Linked DNA regions of Homo sapiens: region 1 is linked to region 2. A link is a loop called in an ENCODE intact Hi-C map of the cell type or tissue named here. Cell type or tissue: Calu3. All regions are shown on one strand. Region 1 overlaps DGKB (diacylglycerol kinase beta). Region 2 overlaps DGKB (diacylglycerol kinase beta).

Region 1 (8,000 bases), 240 kb after region 2:
TTCTGCTCTCATCTTAGCTATTTCTTGTCTTCTGCTAGCTTTTGAATGTGTTTGCTCTTGCTGCTCCAGTGCTTTTAATTGTGATGTTAGGGTGTTGATTTTAGACCTTTCCTGCTCTTTCCTGTGGGCATTCAGTGCTATAAGTTTCCCTGTAAACAATGCTTTAGCTGAGTCCCAGAAATTCTGGTACATTGTGTCTTTGTTCTAATTGATTTCAAAGAAATTATTTATTTCTGCCTTAATTTGCTTTTTTACCCCGTACTCATTCAGGATCTGGTTGTTCAATTTCCCTGTAGTTGTGTAGTTTTGGGTGAGTTTCTTAATCATGAGTTTTAATTTGATTGCACTGTGGTCTGAGAGACTGTTATGATTTCCGTTCTTTTGCATGTGCTGAGGAATGTTTTACTTCCAATTATGTGGTCAGTTTTAGAATAAGTGTGATGTGGTGCTGAGAAGAATGTATTTCTGTTGATTTGGGGTGGAGAATTCTGTAGATGTCTATTAGGTCCACTTGGTCTGGAGCTGAGTTCAAGTCCTGAATACTCTTGTTAATTTCCTGTCTTGTTGATCTGTCTGATATTGACAGTGGGGTGTTCAAGTCTCCCATTATTATTGTGTGGGAGTCTAAGTCTCTTTGTAGGTCTCTAAGAGCTTGCTTTATGAATCTGCGTCCCCCTGTATTGGATGCATATATATTTAGGAGAGTTAGCTCTTCTTGGTGGATTGATTCCTTTACCATTATGTCATGCCCTTCTTTGTCTTTTTTTATCTTTGTTGATTTAAAGTCTGTTTTATCAGAGACTAGGATTGCAATCCCTGGTTTTTTTTTTCTTTGCTTTCCATTTGCTTGGTAAATCTTCCTCCATCCCTTTATTTTGAGCCTATGTGTGTCTTTGCATGTGAGGTGGGTCTCCTGAATACAGCACACCAATGGGTCTTGACTCTTTATCCAATTTGCCAGCCTGTGTCTTTTGATTAGGGCATTTCCCCCATTTACATTTAAGGTTAATATTGTTATGTGTGAATTTGATCCTGTCATGATAATGCTAGCTTGATATTTTGCCTGTTAGTTGATGCAGTTTCTTCATAGCATTGATGGTCTTTACAATTTGGTATGCTTTTGCATTGGCTGGTACCAGTTTTTCCTTTCCATATTTAGTGCTTTCTTCAGGAGCTCTTATAAGGCAGGCCTGGTGGTGACAAAATCTCTCAGCATTTGCTTGCCTGTAAAGTATTTTATTTCTCCTTCCCTTACGAAGCTTAGTTTGCCTGGATATGGAATTCTGGGTTGAAAATTCATTTCTTTAAGAATGTTGATTATTGGCCCCCCTCTCTCTTCTGGCTTGTAGGGTTTCTGCAGAGAGATCTGCTGTTAGTCTGATAGGGTTCCCTTTGTGGGTAACCTCACCTGTCTCTCTGGCTGCCCTTAACATTTTTTCCTTCATTTCAACCTTGGTGAATCTGAAGATTATGTGTCTTGGGGTTGCTCTTCTCAACGAGTATCTTTGTGGTGTTCTCCGTATTTCCTGAATTTGAATGTTGGCCTGTCTTGCTAGGTTGGTGAAGTTCTTCTGGATAATATCCTGAAGAGTGTTTTTCAACTTGGTCTCCCTGTCACTTTCATGTACACCATTCAAACGTAGGTTTGGTCTTTTTACATAGTCCCGCATTTCTTGGAGGCTTTGTTCATTCCTTTTCATTCTTTTTTCTCTAATCTTGTCTTCATGCTTTCTTTTGTTAAGTTGATCTTCAGTCTCTGATATCCTTTCTTCCACTTGATCAGTTCAACTACTGATACTTGCGTATGCTTCACGAAGTTCTTGTGCTGTGTTTTTCAGCTCCATCAGGTCATTTATGTTCTTCTCTAAACTGGTTATTTTAGTTAGCAATTCATCTAACCTTTTTTCAAGGTTCTTTGCTTCCTTGCATTGGGTTAGAACATGCTCTTCAGAGCCAGCAAGCAGGAAGGTTTAAGTTGCTGAAGCTGCACCCACAGCTACCCCTTCCCCCGGGTGCTCTGCTCCAGGGAGATTGGAGTTTTATCTACAAGCCTCTGACTAGGGCTGCTGCCTTTCTTTCAGAGATGCCTTGCCCAGAGAGGAGGAATTGAGAGAGGCAGTCTGGCTACAGCGGCTTTGCCAAGCTGCGGTGGGCTCTGTCCAGTTTGAACTTCCCAGTGGCTTTGTTTACACTGTGAGGGTAAAACCGCCTACTCAAGCTTCAGTAATGGCGGACGCCCCTCCCCCCACCAAGCTGGAGCATCCCAGGTTGACTTCAGACTGCTGTGCTGACAGCGAGAATTTCAAGCCAGTGGATCTTAGCTTGCTGGGCTCTGTGGGGATGGGATCCCCTGAGCTAAACCACTTGGCTCCCTGGCTTCAGCTCCCTTTCCAGGAGAGTGAACGGTTCTGTCTTGCTGGTATTCCAGGCGCCACCAGGGTATGAAAACAAATCCTGCAGCTAGCTCGTTGTCTGCCCAAACAAATGGCAGCCCAATTTTGTACTTGAAACCCATGGCCCTGGTGGTGTAGGCACTGGAGTGAATATCCTGGTGTGCAGGTTGCAAAGACTGTGGGAAAAGCTTAGTATCTGGGCCGGGATGCACCATCCCTCATGGCACAGTCCCTCAGGGCTTCCCTTGGCTATGGGAGGGAGTTCTCTGACCCCTTGTGCTTCCTGGGTGAGGCAACGCCCTACCCTGCTTCGGCTCACCCTCTGTGGGCTGCACCCACTGTCTAACCAGTCCAAATGAGAGGAGCTGGGTGCCTCAGTTGGAAATGCAGAAATCACCCACCTTCTGCATTGATTTCGCTGGGAGCTGCAGACAGGAGCTGTTCCTACTCAGCCATCTTGCCAGCCACCGCTGGGCACACTATATTATTAACGATTAGTTTTATCAGAGGTATTTATTCAGAATTTATTTAAATTTAAATTATTTAACTTATTTTATTTATTGTTACACTATTTTATCAGATGGTTCACTTATTATGTAGTCATAAGAATTTATTAAATTTTTAATTTAAATTTTAAAAGAAATTTGGGGATCTAATTTTATTGTGATCCTCACATAAATATTCAGGTGGTTAGAATACCTGAAATCGAATTAAAATTTAAATTTTTAGAAGGCTTCCCATAGATTCCTAATTCCAGAAAGAGAAAGAATCTTTAGAGCATCGTTTTTTTTAATCAAGGCTTGAAGATTCTTGATTTAAAGACGTTGAAGAATCTAACCAGCAGAGGGCGCTAGCCCACATGCACTCAGCCTTGCCGCACTTCCCGCAATCCAGAGAACACTGGATGAGTCCTTCCCTATTAAGCATACTGGCAAAGTCATTGTTTTGATTTGTGTTGCGTTGCCGGGACTTAGATTTTTTACACCAGTAGTCCTTCTCATGTAGATGTATACAATTCTTTTAACCAAGTGTAATTTGAGTTATATTTGAATGTCAGCCGGCATACTTGAGAGTCTGTTGTAAATGCTAAAATGTTAGCAATCTGTCATAGGAGGTCAAAGGGCATCTGTGTACCTTAGTCCAGCCTACTAATTAAGGAGCTTTTGATCCCATTTGATGAACAAGACAAGTTTTAATCTCACGTGGAAGGGACTTTGCTTCAGACCAACTAAAAGTCAAAGTGTTGATGTTCTTTCTTAATTGCAGCATTGGAAATTAAATAAATGCAAAATGTCTGAAATAATTTGCTAGTTGGAACTGAGATCAGTCTTTAAAAAAATCTTTTTTATTTATAAGTAATTCAGTTTAGAAATAATAGCTTTAATATAGCAATTAATAGCAAGAATATTATTTTTTAAAGTTTCCAAAATGCAAGCAATACTATATTTACTTTAAGAGCATTTTAACAAATCTTGTGTATTTTAGGTGCCTTTATTACCGTAATTTTAATAACTTTACCCAGTTAGATAAGAAAATAAGGAAACCAGTTTTAGCATGTGCCAGCTCTTTATTGTACAGAAATTAATGGCAGGTGTCCATTTTAGGTAATTACTTAATAATATCAACTAATTGTTAATAACGCAGTCCTTTTTACATACCCTCTTTACTAGTGCACTATGATATCATATTATTTTAACATGCGGCATACTTTTTAACTTGTGTACAATTAAATATATGATGTATCTGTGTGGTGACTGAAGACTTTATTTGACAAAGCTGATATGAAATATATTTGCTTCTTATCTCTTGAAAAGCAGTTAATGCTGTCATTTCTACTTTATGATTCAGCACAGTGAAAGTGTAGGAAACTGTTGAAAAACCTGTGGGAAGTTAATTTTAATGTGTAATAGTATGAGAGGGGTCCTATCTCTTTTCTTCATTCTGTAAAGCTTATAACAAAGATGATGATTATTTAAGCAAGTGACAAACTGTCCCACTGATAGGATACATTAATTTGCCTGCAAAGCTGTTCCTTGTCCTCTATAAGAAGGTGATAATTAGGTTTTCAGGTTAGAAAAAAATCATGTCAATTATGTAGATGCTTGTTAAAATATATTTAATTCTTTATATAAACTTGAAACAATTACAAATGGTAAAATATTTTTGTGTAAACTTTTAAGTGAATACAGCTAATATATCAAATTAATATTAAGTTAGCACAACTCTTGGGAAGACAAACAATTGGAAAAATAATGTAAGAAGTGATTAACTTCTCAGGTAAAGCATTAGGTTTTGCTAGAACATCTACCTAATAAAACATCACTTATTCATAGCATGATTTAATTTCTTCATTTGACCACACTGAGTGCAATTTCATCTTTGAAAAGTCACATAGGATTGTTTTGTGCAGGTATATTAACATCCTCAAATTCTAATGATGTTGAAAGCTTGAGTTACCACTAGGTACTGCCAATGATTATGTTTTTTAGCTTATATTATACAGAATTAACTTCACTCTACATCTGAGTGCCTAAAAGAGTACTACAGGTTCAGCAGCTCTTATGTGAAATGCTTGGGATCCTAACTATTTCAGATTTCAGACTTTTTTATATTTTGGGATATTTCCATATACATAATGAGGTATTTTGGTGATATGACCCAAGTCTATCACAAAACACAAAACTCACTTATGTTTCATATATACCTTATACACATAACCTGAAAATAATTTCATGCAATATTCTTAATAATATTGTGCATGGAACAGAGTTTGAGTTAAGTACTTACGTGTTGAATTTTCCACATGTGGCATCCCGTTGGCCCTCAAAAATTTTAGATTTTGTAACATTTCGGATTTTGGATTTTTGGATTAGAAATGCTAAACCTGTATACGGTGTATACATTTTAAATAGTGAAGGCACAAATTCAACAGTGAAGGCACAAATTTATAAACACAAAACACTAGTGACTTTTTAAAGGAAGACGCTTTCATTGCCTTGGAGTTGATTTTAGCCCGTTGTCTTAAAGTTCTTAAACCCAATCTTTTCTAGCTTTAAATAACCAAAGGTAATTTCCTCTTCTTAAAAATTTCAGGGTATTAAAAACTTTCTTATATCTATTTCCTGAACCAAGTTGAAGAATGTTCAGTGCACATTCATTTAAAATACCTTTAAATGTTCCGACTCAATTACTTTTAATAGAGTGGAGAATGTTTGCTGTTTCTCAGAGTGCACAGCCAGAAAGGTTGGGTTTTAGTTAGAAAACATAGAAAATTACTTCCTGTGCAAAGGTACTCTCTAGAGAAATATAAGTAACCAGAAAACCCTACTGAAGACCAGTATATGTACTGGAAATGTCATGTAATTTCTTTGCACTTGTTGTGAACAGAATAATGGCATAAATAATGTTATGGTAAGACATTGACAAGATAAAATAAAAAGAGATTTTTGTTGATAATATGCAAAAATGCCACATCTGTTTTTATTCATTCTGCACTTATTTCTTTGAGGGAGCATTTCTACAGCTGTGAAAACCTAGGGAGTTTTTTACAAAACAATTTTAACAAATGTTCATGATTCCACACCAATGAAATGCATTTTAATTCCATTCAGAATGTTCCAAGCTCTCTAGCAGATAACCAGTAATAAAATTCATATTGAAGTTATGTCTGTGATTTTTAACTTCACTGCTCAAATGGTATAAGCAAGTTTTCCTGGTTGTCATAAAGAAATACAGAGAATTCTAAACAGAGTTTATAGAAAATTAAAAAGTATATTGATGGTTGGGAAGTTCAAACGTGATATTGGGTTCCATAGATAACCAGGAGACACTTCTGATGTCATATGAAAAAGACAAACCTTCGGTTCTATCTGTGTCTGAATTCTACTTCTGCCTCTTACCAGTTCTGAAGCCTAGGGTAAATTATTTAGAATTTAGTAGCATCCATTTCATCACCTATGAGAGTAGAATAGTGATTCTTAGTTCTCAGGATTGTTATACTATTAAATTAAATTGAATAATACATGTCATGTTAGCTAGAGTAATACCATTTCTTTTGTTTTTATTCCCATCAGAATTTACTATCAAAACTATCATGTGACTCAAGTGTATGCAGGATATTGATGCTATAATGCAGGGGTCCAGTAACTCTCTGGGATTTACAAAGATGTGTCAGAAATATTAGGTGATTCTTAGAAAGTGAAAAATGGAGTTGAAAGTTCATTGAAAGCTTTATTATTTAAAAGTTAACGTGCATCTGATAGCAATCATATATGATTTCTATATAATGCAAAGATCGTGTCACATAATCACAAGAGCACAAAATTTAGATTTAAAAGCCATATTATAATTCCTGAACGTGGAAGCTACCTTTGTAAATTGGAATGGTTTTCTTAAGACAATCTCACAGAGTTACTGCAACTATTGAACATGAATGTTTGTAAAAACATAGGCTACTAAATAATTGCCTTAAAATGTGTTTGCAGTCAAAATCCTAGTCAATAAAAGAACATAGGTCTGCTAGAGACATACAGGAAATACCATAGAATTAAGTGATTTTTTAAAATAGGGAAGTATTTTCAAATTAGAAGTGGATCAATGGGTACAAAAATATACTTAGATAGATGGAATAAGTTGTAGTATTCAATACTACAGTAGGAAAAGTATAGTTAACAATAATGTGTGGTATATTTCAAAACAGGTAGAAGAGAAGAAGTGTAATGTTCTAACACTAGAAAAGTTGAATGTTTGAGGTGATGGATATTCCAATTAGGCTGACTTGATCATTACACATTATATACATGTCTCAAAATAGCACATGTATCTGCAATGTGTGTAACTATGATATATCAATAAGATATAATACAAAAATAATATTAATGAAACACTTCCAAGAAAACCCTTAATTGTACTCCCTTCAAAAAAGACAAAGCAAGATATACATACTTCCCACTGATAAGTAATAAGACAGATCAGGGGTCAGCAAACTATGGCCCATATGCCAGTTCTGGCCCTCTGCTTACTTTATAAAAGGAATGTTTTGTGGAACACAACCAAGGTCACTTGTTTTTCTGCTATCTTTGGCTGCATTTGAACTACAAGGGCAGAGCTGAGTTGTGACAGAGACCATATGATCCATATAGCCTAAATTATTTACTATCTGGGCCTTTACAAAGAAAGTTTACTACTCCTGTGATAGATGAAAAACTGTAGCTCTGAGAGAAAGTGTTCGAAAAATTACAGATAAATTTCAGAACAGATAAAAGGAGTAAAAACTTCATGTTCTGTCATACAGAGAACGATACAATGGAGATGGTTAGAAATGCAGTGAATGGGGAACTTAAGGAGACTTATTTTAAGTAGCATGGGAATTTTGAGCCTTGGTGGAGAAACTGAGATTCTCTGCAAAGTGTAATGCTTTCTAGTCCAGAACCATATGTGCTACACAAAATGCATGGAATAGAGACTCTGGAGCAAACTAGTCCCTTATCTGTGTCGATTTTGCTTATTTCTTTATTAGAAAAGGCAATATCTACCAGAACCACGTAACCGGATGCTTGAAATGGCTGTGGTGGTGACAAGAAATGACTGTGGTGGCTCTGGAACCTG
Region 2 (8,000 bases):
CCCGCCTCGGCCTCCCAAAGTGCTGGGATTACAGGCGTGAGCCACCGCGCCCGGCCTCCATTCAGGTTTCTAAACAGCGGGCACTAACACTTCTCAACAAAAGCATTTTTGGTGTGTGTGTTGGGGGGTGTGTTTGTAGATTTGAGAAAAAGGACATCAGGATGCTAGGAGGAAGGGGAAAGCTGGTGGCTGAGTAGTCTTTCTACAACAAATACCTAGTGTATTTGTCAGATTATTGAATGGAGAATACAAGTAATAAACTATAGCATTATTTGACATGTGTGTTACTGATAAGTCTGCTACTATTCCAGGGAGCTGAAATGGTACAAAGTTGTACATTATGTCTGCTGTCATGGGAACTGCCTTGTCATCTTGCCTAAGGCTTCAGTAGTTCTCATTGTAAACAAATGTACACATCAGCAGGCTTCTCATAGGTTTGCATATATAAATAAAGAGAAATGGGCCGGGCTCGGTGGCTCAAGCCTGTAATCCGAGCACTTTGGGAGGCCGAGGCAGGTGGATCATGAGGTCAGGAGATTGAGGCCAACCTGGCTAACATGGTGAAACCCTGTGTCTACTAAAAATACACACACAAAAAAAATCAGCCGGGCGTAGTGGCGGACGCCTGTAGTCCCAGCTACTCGGGAGGCTGAGGCAGGAGAATGGCGTGAACCCAGGAGGCGGAGCTTGCTATGAGCCCAGATTGCGCCACAGCACTCCAGCCTGGGCGACAGAGTGAGACTCCATCTCAAAAAAAAAAAAAAAAAAAAAAAGAGAGAGAGAGAGAGAAATGAACATTTGAGGTTGATTACAATAGTAGTAGGGAAGACTGGAGCGTCCCTAGAAGTTTTTATCAAATTAACTCAGGCTCTACACTCAGTTCAATCTTATTTTTTTATGAGGCCCATGGGATTTGAGACACGGTCAGAGGATGGCTTTAACATGAGATTTATTAGGTACAAAAAGGAAAGCATCACCCATCTGAAACAAATGTCATTGTTTTATTTCTCTTATGATTGATACATTTCTACTAATTCATCAGCAAGCTCTTGAGAGGCAAGAGGAGAAAAATAATCTAATTTTCAAATACAATACTTCCTGAGTGAAGACACCAAGCACAAGAGTGTCTAGGCAGACAATACTTCTACCAACAAATCAAATATTTCATGCATTGCATCTTTTCCAATCTCTGTTCCAATGCTCTCTGCATTTCTCTTTTTTCCAAATTGATTAACATTTTTGTATTATATAAAGACGTGAGTTCCTTTCTTCATTAGAATTCTTACCATGTTTGCCATCTTGACGCCATTAGATGGGAAGTACTTTGCTTTCCCAGCAACCAAGGGTAATATGTTTGGAACTTATATATAATTTCCATTAATAATAGCACAAACAACACTATATGACTCTGACTCTGTATGCCAGGGGCTCGTCTGCTTATAATACGTTAGCTTATTTAATCCTCACAACAGCCCTTCTAGGTAAGTACTGATATTGCCACCATACCACAGAGAGGTAAATGTATTGCAAACAAACACTGCAGAGAACATTTTAAGACATTACGTGCAAGTCATCTTTAGAAACGAAGTTTAATTAAACTTGATTTGATCCTTTAACTTCTCGACTCTATTAAATTCTGATAGGCAATTAAAAGCAACTAAATTCCTTCGCCCCTTACTACTTAGCAAAGAATTATATGAGCTCTTTGCCATGAAGTTAATTTGTTCAGACATTTTCTGGCATATATATGAATCTAAAAAATAATATGAAGAAAGTAATTAAAGACCACTTTCACACTTATTAAAGATTCTTCTTGTTTTAGCTGTGCTGTTCATGGGAAAAATATTGAAAAGTTAAGCACTTATTTCTAAAAAGTGATCAGTGTTAAGTGGCCAGGTTTAGAAATGCTAACAAAGTCGCTCTTCATCAGTAATAGAATTAATGTTGTACTGAGTTAGCAAGACAGTTATCCCAACTCTCCACTTAGCTGTTAGTCACAATTTCATATGTTGTAGCCTATGAAATTTATTTTATTGGTTGACCACCAATTTTCCCTTATCTCCTCTACTCCAGATCCTCCATGAAATGATGGAAGAAATTGACTATGATCATGATGGAACCGTGTCTCTGGAGGAATGGATTCAAGGAGGAATGACAACGATTCCACTTCTTGTGCTCCTGGGCTTAGAAAATGTAAGCATTTCCACAGAGGAGGGTGGCCTGGTGGTGAGTCAGTGGGGCTCTCTATTACACATTTTGATTACAGATTGATGTGACCATTTTCTACCATTAAGCATGCAGTGAGTGCCTGGAACTTTTAATAAGTATGCCACGGTGCAATTTGACAGTAACTCCTTGTGTAGTAATACTTGCCACACACATATTGATTCACTCCAGGTATTACTTCAGGATTAAAAATATATTCTCTCTCTTTTGTTTTCCTCTGTTGAAGGTGCAATCTAGTGTTTTTAAGTTACTGACCTCCTCATATTATCTAAAGCAAGAGGCTCTCCAGTATTATTGTATTTTGCAGTTCTTTTGGTGCTTCATTATTTCAATGTTCCTCCTACCTATAAAGGTAATCTATTTTATTGAAAACTGATACTTGGAGGAGGCAGTTAAATATCTCCAGTGGTTTAAAGATTAGTGGTGCCAAAAGTCATTGCGTTTTCTGCCATTACCTTTAATGGCAGAAAACGCAATGACTTTTGCACCAACTTAAATAAACGTAAGTTTTTCCTGTATCAGCAGGAGCCAGGTTCTTATTCTATCGCCTGTCAAAAGTTTTCTTGGAGTAGTTCCTCTAGTTGCAATTAAATACCATTGTGAAGGAATAAAATAAATCAACCTAAGATGAGAATGTAATATAATAATGACTTTGAAAGCAAATCTTGCTGACCCAGACTTGAAGCAGATTTCAGTTATTTTTATTCTAAAAATCTGATGAAATCTATAGTGTATGCCAGATTTTTAAATTCAGCATTAATAGTTATGCAATAATTAGATATACTATGTATAGAATAACATGTCTACTTAATTTCAAAGAACATTAGGGGTGGAAAGAACAATGAAATTGTAATATTTAGAGTTTTAAGGTGTAAGACCATAGTATTCACCACTTTGCTGCCAAACCCAAAACTCTTCATACTTCTTATTACCAGCTGAAATATTTTTACAGATTCAAGACTATATCATAGTTATTCAAGACACCAAATTTTTAAAAGTCATTTCTCAAGATAACTTACTGTCTGTGTTTGTGAAACATATGAGTATATATAAAAATATGTTGGCACATATGGGTTTAGGAATATATAAATGGGCTTTAGGAATATACAAATGAGCTGAGGGTTAAGGAATATGTATAAGTTTAGGAAAAAATAATAGGTTTCAAGAGATTACTATTTGTTTTCTTTTTTACCTGGGTCTTCAAATTTCTTCTAAACTCAGTTGAAGCTTACCTTTCATGAGGCCCATGGGATCCAAGACATGGTCAGAGGATGGAAAACAATAAAATACTAATAAGTGATATATGGAAAGTTACCCTTAAACTAATTTATTTAAACAAAATATAATATATATATTATTGTTAATAAGTATGTAGTTCTACACTTAAAAATTTTGTGAAATAGTATTTTCTTGTACCTGAATTTCTTATACTACACATAACTGAGTATTTTTTTATAATACCATATTTAGCTCTATATTATCAATATTTATTTAATTGTTCATGTACCTTATGACAAAAACCATTATGTAAATCAGACTACTGGGAGAAAACAAAAGAAAAATTGACAAAATGTTGACATTTTAAGGTTTAATGTATACTTTATCCTGAAAAATTGTCAGATAACTTTAGTCAGGAAATTCCAATAATAATGATTCCCGAGAAGGACATTTTATGTTTGTAAAGCTAAACTTTGTATATTCTAAGCATCTATGTAAATTCTAGGATGAGAGAAGGAGGGAAGATGCAGGAATGAGCAAGTAAATCATCTGGTAGTCGAGGGTGAGATAGAAAAGTGCAGAAAGGGACAGTCAGTTGCCCGTATTTTAAATGTCACAAGAGATTTTTTGAAATGATGATTTTTTTTGGAAACTACTGCTGATATATTATTTATTATTTAATTTATAAATATAGATATTTGTGAAGTTATAAAAATTATCACAGGTAATAGAGTCCACAAATCTATATGATTTAACTCAAAGTATTTTAAACCAATATAATACCTCATTAGTTTCTAGTGTAGTATTATTTCAATTGTAAGGCAATTCTATGCATTTAATGTGCACTCTATTAACTGTACATAATTTACTTTTTAATAGTATTTGTAAACTTATTTTTTATGTTTTTAGTAAAAGGGAGTGTCTGGAGCTAAATAGGAGAAATCTAAGGTTTTATTATAGCTATCAGAGCTGTGTTCCAGAGTTGTGTTACCAGTGACGGCCGCTAGATGGCAGAGGCACCTTATTTAATCTCAAGAGACCACCTTAAATCTGAGACTAAATTCCGCCCCCCACCCCATCTCTGTAAAGAACAACTTTAAAAGAAGAAATTTCCCTTTTCTTTCATTTTTGTGAAAAAAGTAAGCCACCTACATTTTAAGCTGTCTTTTAATAAAATGTATAAGCCATATAATCATGTGTAATGATCACAAAATACAGCATCTATTTGTTAGAAAGAGCTGTTGAATTCTAAGGCATGGTAATTGTTTTAAAAAGCAAGAATGACACCAAGACAACTGAGTGATGAGAACCTTTTTTAGCAATTGAGATTTATTTCCTTTCTGTAGGCAGTTAATGTGTTACATTATTACCTGTAGAGAATTTGATCCATGAATCTATCCCCTCACCTTTGCTTATTTAATTGAAAATCTAGATACTGCAGTTTGAAGTTGGCCATTTGTTGTGAAGCTTGTCTTGTTAGGTTGTCCTATATGTTATTGTCTATTGTCAATTATGAGCTCGGGGAGTAGGTTCTAATTGATGGTGCATGTAAAATACCACAGTGTATTTGAAAGTGACTGTGGTGTCCTAGTCAAATTACACAGAAAAGGAAGTAGTCCTGGGAGAGTAATCTTCACTTCTAATGTAAGGCACAACATTTACGATTTCAATGCAATTTATTTTTCTCCAGCAACAGCAGTTTAAAAACTAGTCTATTTTAAAGAATATCTATTTTGGTACCAAAATCAGAAATGGAGTTGATGGGGACCAGATTCTATACCAAATAGCAGAGAGCAAGAGCCATATCTTTTCTCTTACAAGAGGCTCTACAAACTTTACAAAATACAAGATGAATGGGTCAGAAATGGTATAGAGTGTTAGTGTCTCTTAGATTTGAAGGAAAATTGAGAATTTGGATGGCTTTGTGATTCTGATTACCACAATGAAAATTTATACCTGAGACTTATTCATTCTTCCTTCAGAATTCATCTCATTGGAGAATTGTTTTTTAAAAAAATCCAATGTAATTAAAACACTTTTTTTGTTGAATAACTTTATATAGAGGTAAACTCTGTTCCAGTGATTGGAAACTGTCTGCAGAGGGAGAGATATTAAGTAATTTTGGCTATGGGGCCATAAGGTCTCCGCCTTAACTGCTAAACTCTGCTGTTCCAGCACAAATGCAATCGCAGAAATTATGTAAATGAACCACAAAAGCTATGTTTTAATAAAACTGCATGTGCAAAAACAGGTTGCTGGCCAGGTTTGACTCAGTGCCATAGTTTGCCAACCGCTGATCTGTTCTATCACTCATTTCTCAGATTAAAAAACAGAAAAAGTTTTAATTTATTTTAATTCATTTGGAAGAAAGGAATCTAATACCTTTTACTTGGCACAATCGGACAACCACAGCAAGACATGAGGACTAATAGACAGAAAGCATAGGAGCAGTGAACGTCATCAAATTGATCAGATAACAGACCTTAGCTCTGTTATTAACTAACTAGGTCATTTTTATACCAGGCAGTTGCTGTCTCCGGAAAAACGAGAAGTTAGCCAAGAAGAGAAGTTAGTGTTTCCTAATACTCTTTCAGTTTGAACATTTCCTTTTCCTGCATGAACAAGATAATTAATAAGGCTTCAATTTCTGAAATCTCTAACTTTGGATCGTCATTTAATTTTTTCAAGGAAAATTCCTGAATTTATATTATAGGGAAAAGAGAAATGTACATTTAAGCAGTAGACTAGCTTGAAATAGCGATACCTTAACTTGTTATTGTGGATTGTTGTACCCACATCTAGCCTGCATGGTTTCTGGATGGTTTATACTTTGGTCTCACTATATGTGTGCCAAAAATCCTGGTCTTCAATTCTTATAGGTCATTTAAACTTTGCCTTTGACTGAGATTGTTTAAGACACATTTTTTTCTTGACTCTCAGTAAAGTAATATGCAGTGTGTTCTCTGATGAAATTCCTGAGTGATGGAGAATAGAAGACTATGTATTATATTTTGGGAGCTGATGTTCAGCACATCGATTTTTAAAAGTTTTTAATTTGGTTAAGAGTTTTTGTTCTGCTGTCTATACTTTGCTCAATGTAGAAAGCAGTTACAAAACTAGATGAATGCAAAAATTCTTGAGATTCCAGATTGTGTCATTTAAGAAAAATGACTACGTGGTGTAACCTGCTGTTGATTTTGCATTTGAGCCTCAGGAATGACAGGTGACCTTACAATGTGTGGTCTGGAGATGAACAGTTGATGACAGCTCCACTCAGAATTTTAAAACTTTTCTCTGCATTCTCTTTGCCCAGGCCTAATAGAGCTCATCTTTTTGTCTAAAAGAGAAGTTTCGGCCGGGCGCGGTGGCTCACGCCTGTAATCCCAGCACTTTGGGAGGCCGAGGCGGGCGGATCACGAGGTCAGGTGATACCATCCTGGCTAACACGGTGAAACCCCGTCTCTACTAAAAATACAAAAAATTAGCCGGGCGCAGTGGGTGAAGGCAGGAGAATGGCACGAACCCGGGAGGCGGAGCTTGCAGTGAGCCGAGATCGCGCCACTGCCCTCCAGCCTGGGCGACAGAGCGAGACTCCTCTCAAAAAAAAAAAAAAAAAAAAAAAAATAAGAGGAGTTTCTGTCACATTGTCATAATTTTTTTTTTGGAGACCTTGGACAAAAAGTAAGGTAATTTAATGTTCTTTGTTATTTAATGAGTTGGAAGTAATTATTTGTAACATTAGCTCCTCTCTCTCTCTATATAAGTTAAGTCAGTTGAAACATAACTAGGTGTGGGGAGAGAAGCATGTGGGTTAGGACATCAATGAAATTTCTCCTTGAGGTCTTCTGAAAAAAAATTATTTATAGTAGCCCTAGTTCACTTGAACATTTTATGTGATCTTGGAAGTATTTATGGAAAAACTAAAACTTTAGAATCACTAGGATAAAGATTTTTATTTATGGAAAAACTAAAACTTTAGAATCACTAGGATAATGATTTTTATTTATGGAAAAACTAAAACTTTAGAATCACTAGGATAATAGGTTTTAAAAGTTCTGAAGAGCATTATTTCCTTTGAAACATCCCTTTGCCTTGTAGGCAACTAAGAGTTGGGGAAAATGTAAAGTTCCTTCTCAGCATGGAGTAGCCTAGGATTCATTAAGCATTTATCTGTCATAAACACGGACCTGAACAGCTTCATTACAATACACAGTGTTATGTCTGGTGATGAAAAAAGAGCACATTTTAATGAAATAAAGTGAAATTTTAGGTATCTTTCTCAATTATTTTGACTGAAAAATTGGGATGTTACACAACACAACCCAATGAGGGTGATAATATTTGCTGTTTATATAACACCCGTCTTCTGAGAAACCAAATTAACTTCACAGGTGTTGTATAATGAAACCTCACACCACGGCCTGGAAAAGGGAAGTGGGTATTTTCCTTTCATTCGAGAGGAAAATAGGAAGAAATAGGAAGAAAGGTGAAATGGCTTATTCACATTTTCATAGTAGGCTAGGAATCAAGCCTTTCTGGATGCCCTGCTTATTTTT

Evidence for each region. Peaks named below come from ENCODE experiments on the same cell type or tissue, not always from the same donor. Only the 100,000 strongest peaks of a DNase experiment are listed, where the experiment ranks them.
Region 1: a loop joins it to region 2, with 3 times the contacts of the local background. A loop is called at or near these places in 8 of 110 quality-filtered maps.

Annotation. Positions count from the first base shown.
Region 1 is chr7:14,453,260-14,461,259 of GRCh38, reverse strand. All of the region lies in intron 21 of DGKB (diacylglycerol kinase beta), which reads left to right. Among named protein-coding and RNA genes, the nearest start is that of DGKB, 450 kb to the left of the region's middle. In Calu3, a CTCF peak has its summit at 3,260 (motif pointing right); a DNase peak (open chromatin) is centred at 3,259.
Region 2 is chr7:14,688,268-14,696,267 of GRCh38, reverse strand. It overlaps DGKB (diacylglycerol kinase beta), which reads left to right. Exons shown (of 26, transcript NM_001350709.2): 9 at 2,074-2,193. Among named protein-coding and RNA genes, the nearest start is that of DGKB, 210 kb to the left of the region's middle. In Calu3, a CTCF peak has its summit at 4,464 (motif pointing right); a DNase peak (open chromatin) is centred at 4,467.